Regions from separate parts of the Homo sapiens genome. Here region 1 is linked to region 2. A link is a contact called in ENCODE Hi-C or POLR2A ChIA-PET data. All regions are on one chromosome and are shown on one strand. The core of a region is the stretch at or near the end of the contact, and the rest is flanking DNA. Distances in the headings are between cores, read along the strand shown. Region 1 has its middle 460 kb from the start of FOXP1-AS1. Region 2 overlaps FOXP1 (forkhead box P1).

Evidence for each region. A loop is a pair of places that touch in the nucleus more often than their neighbours do. ChIA-PET counts read pairs that join two places held with the same protein, here RNA polymerase II (POLR2A).
Region 1: a map of chondrocyte shows a loop between it and region 2 (2.4-fold over the local background). The contact joins two enhancer-like sites. A Hi-C loop is called at or near these places in 1 of 168 maps with a recorded cell type or tissue (chondrocyte). POLR2A ChIA-PET finds 5 or more read pairs at or near these places in 2 of 52 experiments (activated T-cell and naive thymus-derived CD8-positive, alpha-beta T cell).

Annotation. Positions count from the first base shown.
Region 1 is chr3:70,822,635-70,827,214 of GRCh38, forward strand. No RefSeq gene overlaps it. Among named protein-coding and RNA genes, the nearest start is that of FOXP1-AS1, 460 kb to the right of the region's middle. Within about 2 kb of position 2,342, at least 3 of the 41 ENCODE cell types and tissues checked have a DNase peak (open chromatin) inside an H3K27ac peak, as active enhancers do.
Region 2 is chr3:71,162,384-71,167,595 of GRCh38, forward strand. All of the region lies in intron 6 of FOXP1 (forkhead box P1), which reads right to left. Among named protein-coding and RNA genes, the nearest start is that of FOXP1-AS1, 120 kb to the right of the region's middle. RefSeq lists a silencer at 3,344-3,493. Within about 2 kb of position 1,393, at least 4 of the 41 ENCODE cell types and tissues checked have a DNase peak (open chromatin) inside an H3K27ac peak, as active enhancers do.

The DNA of each region.
Region 1 (4,580 bases), core at 1,092-3,591, 340 kb before region 2:
AAAACAAGGACTCATTAGAGGAGCGTCTGGTGGCTCATGATACAAACAGAGCACACTAGAAAACCCAAACACAAGAGCCCTGAAATAAAGTGGTCATCATCTAATTAACAGAACATGTTTTAATTACCGAGTAAACCATGCAGCGCCGTGTGTCAATTTAACTGATGTGCTAAGTGCCAGTTTACAATATCAGAAACAGACAAATAATTGGAATCTAATTACATGCAGGTCTATTGCACACCAGCGCCTCCAGCCCATCTTAATAAACAAGTTTTTACATCAAACCATGAATAGCAAATACAGCCGTGCTGTTAATTGCTACATTGTGATATTGGGACTTTGCCAGCTCTGACTATTAAAATAAGCTCTTGTGTGGATTGCAGTTTCTCTGCTACGCTTTAATTAGAATCAAATGAGAGGCAGAGATCGGGCTGTATTACTGCAATTCAATATATGTAAATAAGATAACTGGCTAATCTTTTTATTTTATTTCTGAGCCTCCATGCAATAGGCGGTTTAGTTATGGTAATAGGTTATCACTTTGCAAATGAAGTAGACTTGCATTGTGAGATGAATCAAGAAACATGTAATCTTTGCTAGAGAGTCTAAATATTCCCCAATCATTGCACGTGGGATCCAGAGAACTTTCTTGCCCAAGATATATGGTGCTATATTTTTAATGCCCATATTGGCCTAGTTTTTCAGTGATAGCTTTTGATGTTGTATTTCACTTGTCTAAATAAACGCGTGATCCATAACATACTATTTACAATGCTCAGACAGATATTTCGAGATAAACTCTTTTAATGGAGAATCATTTGTTTGAGCACTTGAAAGGTTGCAGGGAAGGTCTACATAAATACTGTATAATGCAAATTTTAAATTAAGACCAAGGCACAGATAACGCTCATATTTCATACTGTATATACATGTGCTGCTTGTCAGAGAACTAATCAGGGATTCAGAAATACCGAGTATGAAAATGAAATCTATGGTAGAGACGTTGATGGGCCATTTTTCTATATTTTCCAAATAGGGAAGTAGATGGTATAGCTATTGTTGAAAAATTACCAAGTAATGATCTCCTGGGAAGATCTCCTTATGTTTCATTAGAATTGTAATTAGAAGTGGCCGTGACCTTGGGAAACCTGCTTCAGGAGCAAGCTCTCCTCTCTTTTGTTTAAGAAAAACCTCTAAGTTTCCTCTACTCATGGGCCCGAGGCAATGTTAACTGAACTCCATAGAAAGAACATAATCAAGCATTTAAAATGTACTTTTCTGTTGCAATAAATGGAAATAAGCAAATACAGAATGGGTTATCATCCACTCAATTTTGGTTGTAGTTTGTCATTATAAATTAAAACCATCTGGAGGATCTATTTCCCTCTGGAGGGGTATTTTTGCCATTTCCTAGGTCAAACCAGTCCTTAGAACTACCTTCTAATGAAGATTGGGATGCTTATTGAATACCTGGAAACTCCTAGAACTTTAAGGACAACCCTGAACCATTTTCAACTTCTGCCTTCAAGTATGAAAGCCAAGCCACTCATTGGCTTGAACTAAAGTCAGCCTAAAACAATACTCTGCAAACTTGGCGCAGGTCCTTGCCTATTTAAATTTCCATCACACCATTGTCAGAGTCTCATGCCTTTCACATGGTTAGCCTGGTGGATGTGTTCCAACTCCCAGAAGGGAGCAAGTGCACCACAAAAACACTGGAAGGGCTCACATGTTTCCAACACCTCATCGGATGCTTCAGTGCAGGGGTAAAAACATTCCTGGTACTCATGTTGTTGGAGAAATCACAAAGGATTTCAGGCTGGTACCTCATCCATCTCAGTTAAAAAATGAAATGGAGACTCCTGGTCAATTGTCAAAAAAAAAAAAAAAAAACCACACACACACACACACACACAAAACTCCACATATCCCCTGGTTTTTCCCCAACTTCCTTGCCTCCTGCAAAGCCATGCCAGCCTCAGTAACAATATAATCAAAATGTTTAAAATGCAAAGTAAGTGTGTATAAAAAATGCACAGGGGCTGGAAAAGGAATGTAATAAGGTTAAATTTTACAAGCATAATTCCATATGTTGAAAGCATCTTGTAGTTATGTCAAATACAGATGAAGCTATAAATTACCCCAGAATCAAAAGTGTCAAGTTTCAGGCTAATGCTGAATATATATATATATATATACCCACAGCTTCAGAATTCTTATTAAAATATGAAAACATGCTAAACATAGAAAAGCTAACAACTGTACCAAAAGTAAGACAAAGTGTTACTAATGTCTGCCAACTGGTATTACTCACCAGGGCAATCAATCACACATGAGCAAACCTCTGTGGCAGGCAACCAGGAAAGCTGAAACCCACCTCTCCTTCATGGTTGTCTTATTTGTGGTTACTTTTGCAAGGATTCCACACTATTCCATTTGCTTGTTCTTAACCCTGAGAGGGCATGGTTAGCAAGAGGAAAACGTTTATTCAATTATAATGTCTTTATTTCTGCTTAAAACACATACAAAACTGTCAGCAATAGACAAATTAGTACTTTGGGCCAAAGCATGTGCTCCGTTTATTCTGTATTTGAATTCTAATAAATTATATCCACATTATTACAAAAATTATAACTGACATGCTGTCAGAGCTATACATGTATATGCCTAGAAATATACATAATGCTTTGAAAGCTGTCACATTTAGTCCTGTTGTAAACATCACCCTCATTTGCTAAACAGTGTTGTTGTGTATTTGGTCCACCGTAATTTTTCCCTTACTTCTAAGCCTACGATTCTGAATATATCTTAACAATGAAGAAAAATAATGTCTCCTTTAAGGGTTGTAACGCTCTATCACAAGATTCAGCATAGCATATGGAAATAGTTTCTTTCAAAAGCATCCTAGGCCAAGTAATAAGATAGGGCTATTTGGTGAAGTAGCCCCCTTTCCAATCTACATTGACAACAATGTGTTGACAATGTTTTGGATACCTTGAAAGGGATTTTCTTCAATATCTGGTGAAGTTGCATCTATTTTTGTTAATGTGGGCTCTGCACTAGAAGTTAACATAACTATCACAAAGGTAAAAATGTGACTTCTGCTGAATGGTGGTGAAAACTGAATATTTGTGTTTCTCCAAAATTTATATGTTTTAGATGCTACAGACTGAATATTTGTGTTTCTCCAAAATTTATATGTCAAAATCATGACCCCCAAGTGATAGTATTAGGAGGTGGGGCCTTTGGAAGGTGATTAGCTCATAAAGGTACATCCCTCATAAATGAGATTAGTGCTCTTATAAAAGAGACAACAGAGAGATGCCTTGCCCCTTCTGCCATGCAAGGGTTCAATGAAAAGACAGTGATCTGTAAACAAGGTAGTGGGCCCTCACCAGACACCAAATCTGCTGGGGCCTTGGTCTTGGACTTCCCAGCCTCCAGAACTGTGAAAAACAAATATTTCCTATTTATAAGCCACCTGGTTTATAGTATTTTCTTACAGCAGCTGGAATAAACTGAGACTAAGAGCGAAAAAATGTTTTTCATAATCATGCATTTCTCTCCCTTTCATCTCTTGGGTGCCTGGTATGTGTCCAAAATAGCACCAGATGCTTCTGGCAGAGGCCCTACCTACATAAAGGGTATCATCCAGGGAAGAAGTCAGACAGCAAAAACTAAGTGCAATTAATATGACCAAATGGGTGGTTCTGGGTTCCAGGACCATAGAGCTAGAAGCTGATATTCAGAGTTTTAAGCAGAAAAAGAAAGATTGGATAAGAAATTGTTTTGAAGACTCCTAAAGGATTATAAACATTTAAGGAATTGGCAATGCTTAGGGAGGATACCTTGGTTTGGGGTGGGGTTTTTTTTTTGTTTGTTTTTTGTTTGTTTGTTTGTTTTTTCCATTTAGAGCACATGGTTGCAAGCAACAGAAACCAATTCTGTTACTTTAAGTTAAAGAGAATTCACTGGAAGGAAACTGAAATCGATAACTCACAGAATGTATGGGCTGCAAAAAAACCTGGGCTTAAAATTGGGCAGGAAGAGAGGACTGGGCAGTAGGAACTAGAGTGTAATAGTAGGAGTGGTCTAGTGAGCTGGCTGCTGATTTCTGGCCGGTCTTTTCATTCTCATAGTATCTGCTCAGGACCCAAAGTTCTGGGAAATGATTTTTTGCTGGTTGAGCTTAGGTCTTGCACCTATTCGTGGGCTCTCTTGAGGTTGGGGGAAGGAGAAGGTGAATCCTCACTTGCTGCAGCGTAAAGCCAATACAAGGAATTGTACTTCCACCAAGAATATTTGCCAGGTGAAGAGCTAATTCCTCAAAAGAAAATTGAGATAATCAAAAACGAATAATAGATGCAAGGCAACAAATCACCACAAAATTTGCTTAACCACTTCTCATTTATTAGTTCAGAATCTTGGAAAAGAAATGTCTGTTTTTTTAATTAATCAAATATTAGTAGTTTCAGCTGGGCGCGGTGGCTTACGCTTGTAATCCCAGCACTTTGGGAGGCCGAGGCACACAGACTGCCTGAACTCAGAAGTTCGAGACCAGCCTGGGCAACGTGGTGGAA
Region 2 (5,212 bases), core at 143-2,642:
CATACATCTCTACTGATATAAGCATTGTCCATATGATCCTTTTAGAAGTTTTATTCTGACTGAAGGGGGAGCCAGTACCATTAAGACATCCAATGTTAAGATGGTTAAGACTTTTTGAATAACTGCCCATTCCAATCCAATATCTATTGGGTTCCTACTATTTGTCAAGCACCAAGGATATAGCAGAGAACGTCATAAACAAGGTCCCCACCTTATTGGAACTTACATTCAGTGGCAAAAGTCAAACTGATAGAGACAGGAGGCACAGAAACTTAGACAGGGGCAGGTGTCTGGTGAAGCCCCACCCATTGTTACTTGCCAACATGTGGAAAAAGAACCCAAAAAGCTTCCTTTGGAACATAGTACCCCTTTATCCACATATGTTAATTAATCAAAGCCCACAGATTAATGAGGTAGGAGACCTTGTCTACTGATAGTCTAGCTACTGGGTACTTGAGTTGAAGGCTGATCTCTTCATTTTTATTTTTTACATTTGATAAAATCTTCCCGGTAGCATTTATTATTCCAGTTACGGCTGTCATCATTTTTCCAAGTACCATCATATGTCTTTCCCCATTAGAAGATGTATCAATGCAACAGAAAGAAACTGAAAAAAGCAAGCTGGTGTTCCATCTAAAATGTGTTTTCTGTAATTATATGCACAAACAAATACAAACTAGAAAGAAAACGGACTTTGAGTTAGAGAACTTTGACGGTAACTAGGATTGGTTTCAACCAAAACGATGCACGTGAATAACAGTTAAATTAGTGGATCTGCTTCCCAAATCTTTTTTTCCAGGCACATCCAGGGTATGTCTTTAACAGTCCTGATACTTCAATGAAAAATTGAGGTGCCAATGATTTATAGGTGAAATTAATGTTAAATACTTCAAAGGAGTGGACAAATAAGTCAGCAGCAAAAATTTTATGAGTTCACTTCCTTCAAGGGAACTTAGAGAGCGGGATTTTATTGCTGTGAATTCTGGTCACCCTTTCTACCCCTCAGCATCTGTTTGAAATATGTAGTAGACAATTGCTTTTTTGGCTGTGACTCAGGTGGTGGAAACACAGGACAAACAGACTACTGTATATAAGCTTTCCTCCAGCACTGAAAAATTTTATTAACTCTCTTGCATAGCAAACGTGGCGGCTGCTCAGTGCCCAATCTCTGCAGCATTATCAAGGAATTTGGCTAATTATGAATCGTGCTGGCCAAGCAAGAGGTGACCATGTTGAAACTTGTCAACTCGATATTTTCTCACATTTCAGAACAAGCAGGGAAACAACAACAACAACAAAACCTTATATTCTGTTTAGTTCATCATTCCTATGTGTAAAATTCCAAGTTAAATATTACATGTGAGCTTGCTACATAAATATGTCAGTCTTGCCACCGAGGCCAGCCAAAACAAACAGTTTCAAGCAGTCCCACAGTTTAGAGCGGTAGAGTTTTCATAGAAGCCATGCACTTGCCCCCTTTTAATCAGTTTTTTAAATTTTTCTCCCATGACAATAGAAAAGTTAGAAAGTAGTCCACAGAGAGTGTGGAGAAAGGGCTTGCTCTCCTTCACAATGGCGACTGTGAGAAGATCAAGGGCTGAATGTCTGCCTGGCAGAACATGAGTCTGTCTGTAAAATTCTGCACAGACGAAAGCTCAATCCCATGCCATCAGTCCAATCCCCAAATAAAGAAACAGAGTTGGTTCCAAAGTAATGAGTAGCCTATATAATCAGATGGTTTCTCTTCCATGTTAGGGCTAGAAATAAACATGGATGCTACCTACAACTTAGACTGCTGTACTTATTTATTTATTTTTATTTTTTATTTTTTTTTGAAACAGAGTCTTGCTCAGTCGCCCAGGCTGGAGTGCAGTGGCGCAATCTCGGCTCACTGCAAGCTCCGCCTCCCGGGTTCATGCCATTCTCCTGCCTCAGCCTCCGGAGTAGCTGGGACTACAGGCGCCCGCCACCACGCCCGGAGAATTTTTTGTATTTTTAGTGGAGACAGGTTTTCACCATGTTAGCCAGGATGGTCTCGATCTCCTGACCTCGTGATCTGCCCGCCTCGGCCTCGCAAAGTGCTGGGATTATAGGCGTGAGGCACAGCGCCCGGTCCCGACTGCTCTATTTAAAGTAATGAAAGCACAGTTGGCTCCAAAGGAGAAAACACATTGCTAGAAACAGTGAATGGAATTTGAACAGAAACTTCCCAATATTAATTCCCAGAGACTAATACATTTTTATAGAAAGTCTATTCACAAAAGGGGAAAGATTATTTTCACCAAAATCTTGTAGCTAATCTCTTCACGTGTACACATTTTTTAGAGACCTGTTTTATGTTTTCTTATAATAAATCTATTGACCATTTTTTCAATGAATAAAGCTTACTTTCTCCCTTCATTCGGAAACTAAGAAATGTTTTATCATACAACCAACAGCAAACTTTCTTTGAACTTCAAATCCAATGTCCCCCCTCTTCCTACATTCCAGCGCATTATACTTGAAATTATTTGCCTCCAAAGTTATAAAGAAAAAAGAGAGTAGTTAAGATGACCAGAGTTACAACTGTTATTTTCTTCCTTAAACCAATTTACATAGCCCTTAAACAAATTTACATAGCCTTTTTCCTAGCTATCCCAAAATGTAGATTCTTCAAGGAATATTTCAGGCATTTAAACGGAAAGTGAACTCCCATGAATTTTGGCAAAAATAATGGAAACAAGGACTGAAACAAAAATATCCAATAAAACACTTTCTCTTTCCTGAAAGGGATGGAAAGGAAATAAAACACACCCTGAAAAGAAGATGATTTTATAAAACGTTACTAGGAATAGCTTTTACCAAATTGAAAGCTATTTTTTTGTAAAAAAAAAAAAAAAAAAAATCAAAACCTGTTTCCCAGAATGACTTCTCTAAAATCATCAGCAGCTCACGAATGTTTTTGTGTTTAATGAACGTTTACCTCATTTAAGCTTTCTTTATATTCAAAAAATTAAGGAGACCAATTCTGCCAAAAGGCATTTTTAATCATTTCGAATAAAAAACAAGTCAGTCACAAAGGACTAACCAGACATTTCAAAAGTGGTAATAATTTTTTCTTAGGTGTGAGAGCTGGTTTCGCTATATAAAAATTTCTATTGAAATGTTTGTTTTAACTAATGTATACCTTCCTTCCATGGGAGAAATTTCTTCGAAGACAGAAGTTTCTTGTCTTAATGGCTGGTTCTAAACCCCACCTTGCCTTGCCTTAAATTTGCCATGTGGTCCATGGAGGCAAACTAGGAGGGGGACAGGTGTCGATTTAAGCCAAACAAAACAAAAAAAGAAAAAATATGGCCAGAATGGTCTAGACATCACCCACCCAGAGGCATCCGAGACAACCAGAATGCCACATGGCATGCCACGAACCACTTGGAGGTCTGTGCAAAATTCATAGGTGAGGCAGGCAACAGGCTCCATCAGCCACCAGTCCAGGTTGTAGAATGAGAAGCAACGTGATCATCAAGTAACTGTGTTGCTGGTGGTAACAGAAGCACCACGTTTGAGCAACTGAACTCAATCTTTCACTTTGTATGAAGACAGAAGGCTAAACATTCTCACTGGATTGCTTGACATTAAGAAAACAAGTTCCCCAAAAGAATGACTCCAGGTTAAAACATTAGCCAAATTCTGGTGACCAATAATATCTTGGGAAGTAACAATCACTCTGAGAAACACTTAAGAAGACAGCCCAATACTTAGCGCCTCCTTGGCCCACTTGCCATTTTCTGTGTAGTATGTGCAGGGAGTCTTCCAGGAAAATGGGGGCACAGACACAGGAAGAAAAGGCAGCCCTTGCCTTCAAGGAGCTTACAGTCTTATGAGAGGAAAAGACAAGTACATGAGAGGAACACAAGCAAGTGGGGGGTGACAAGAGCCGCTAGCGTGACCATCACAGAGCCATGAATCATTAATGACACCTGGAAACCTGTTACGGCCCCCATCTTCCAAAGATTCACGCAGTTCCATTCTTTAAACTTTTCTTGAACTTTCTGTGTAATTAAACACCAAATTTGGCAACCCATGCTAATTTTGAAAGGCACTCCCTGGGAATTTAGTAAAAAGTTTAAACAACTTGTTTACATGTGTTTGGCCCATCTGTTTAAACTTCTTGTTTATTTTAATAGGAGCAACTCTTGGGTGCAAGCTCCTTTTGTGCTTGAGACCACTACTGGCCTCTTCTCCAGCTCTGTTTCCCTAATCTGCATTCTAAATCTCTTCTGTAAACAAAACTTGAATAACAACTTTTTATGATAAATGCTGAACACCTCCAAGATGACTGCTGCAAAATAAACTACTTTTACAACCAGAAAGCATTCTAAACACACAGAAAATACTTTTTTAATGCTGTCCTTTTCTTAAAAAAACAAAAAGCAAAAACAAAAACACACACAAAGAATTTTATTTTCTCTGTGTGTGTGTCTACATATATATGTTCTTGACGATCCTTCTGAATTGTGTGCATTCCCATCATGCTCCAGTGTTTTTCCAGCCCCGTAATGCCCTCACTTTTGATTGTGGAGATGATGTTGAAGTGCACAGGGTATTTACTGATCCGGTTATCTTGTTCTGTGACAGGCAGAATCAATCAATCAAGAGGCCAGCTTTGCACTTACATATTCCAGGCACATCTCCGCACTTCAGGATACGAGATCACAGTGTTATCCAGCCAAATTTGATCAACAAATGCAGTTCCCCTGTGCCACAGCAATCTCAGATGAAGATGTTATTATGTGGAACTGAGCAAAGTGATAAAGACAGTACAGCAGAGCCTGGAGAAGCCCGGCTGGACCGCACTGACAGCTTTTATATACGAAGGCGGTGATGTCCCTTTCTTTCAGATTATAAAAGTTCCCTTGATTTGAAGAAAATCACTCTGGACATATACAGGTGACCCCCAACCATTGCGTTTCCCCATCTATAACTAAAATCCTCAAGGAAGAAGCAACATACATTAGTATAACATTGCAGGCAAAATCCTTTAATAACAGGGCAGTATTTAAAGCGTAAGAGAGCACGTGTGAATTTTCAGAGAGCTTTTCTGATAGTTTCTTGTTGATGTTGTTATTATTATTGATTATTATTATTTGGTGAAAGCTAATGTCGGAAAGATGAAAAACATGGTTTTAGAACTTAATCAGTTACAAATAATTTTATTTATATCAAATCTCTG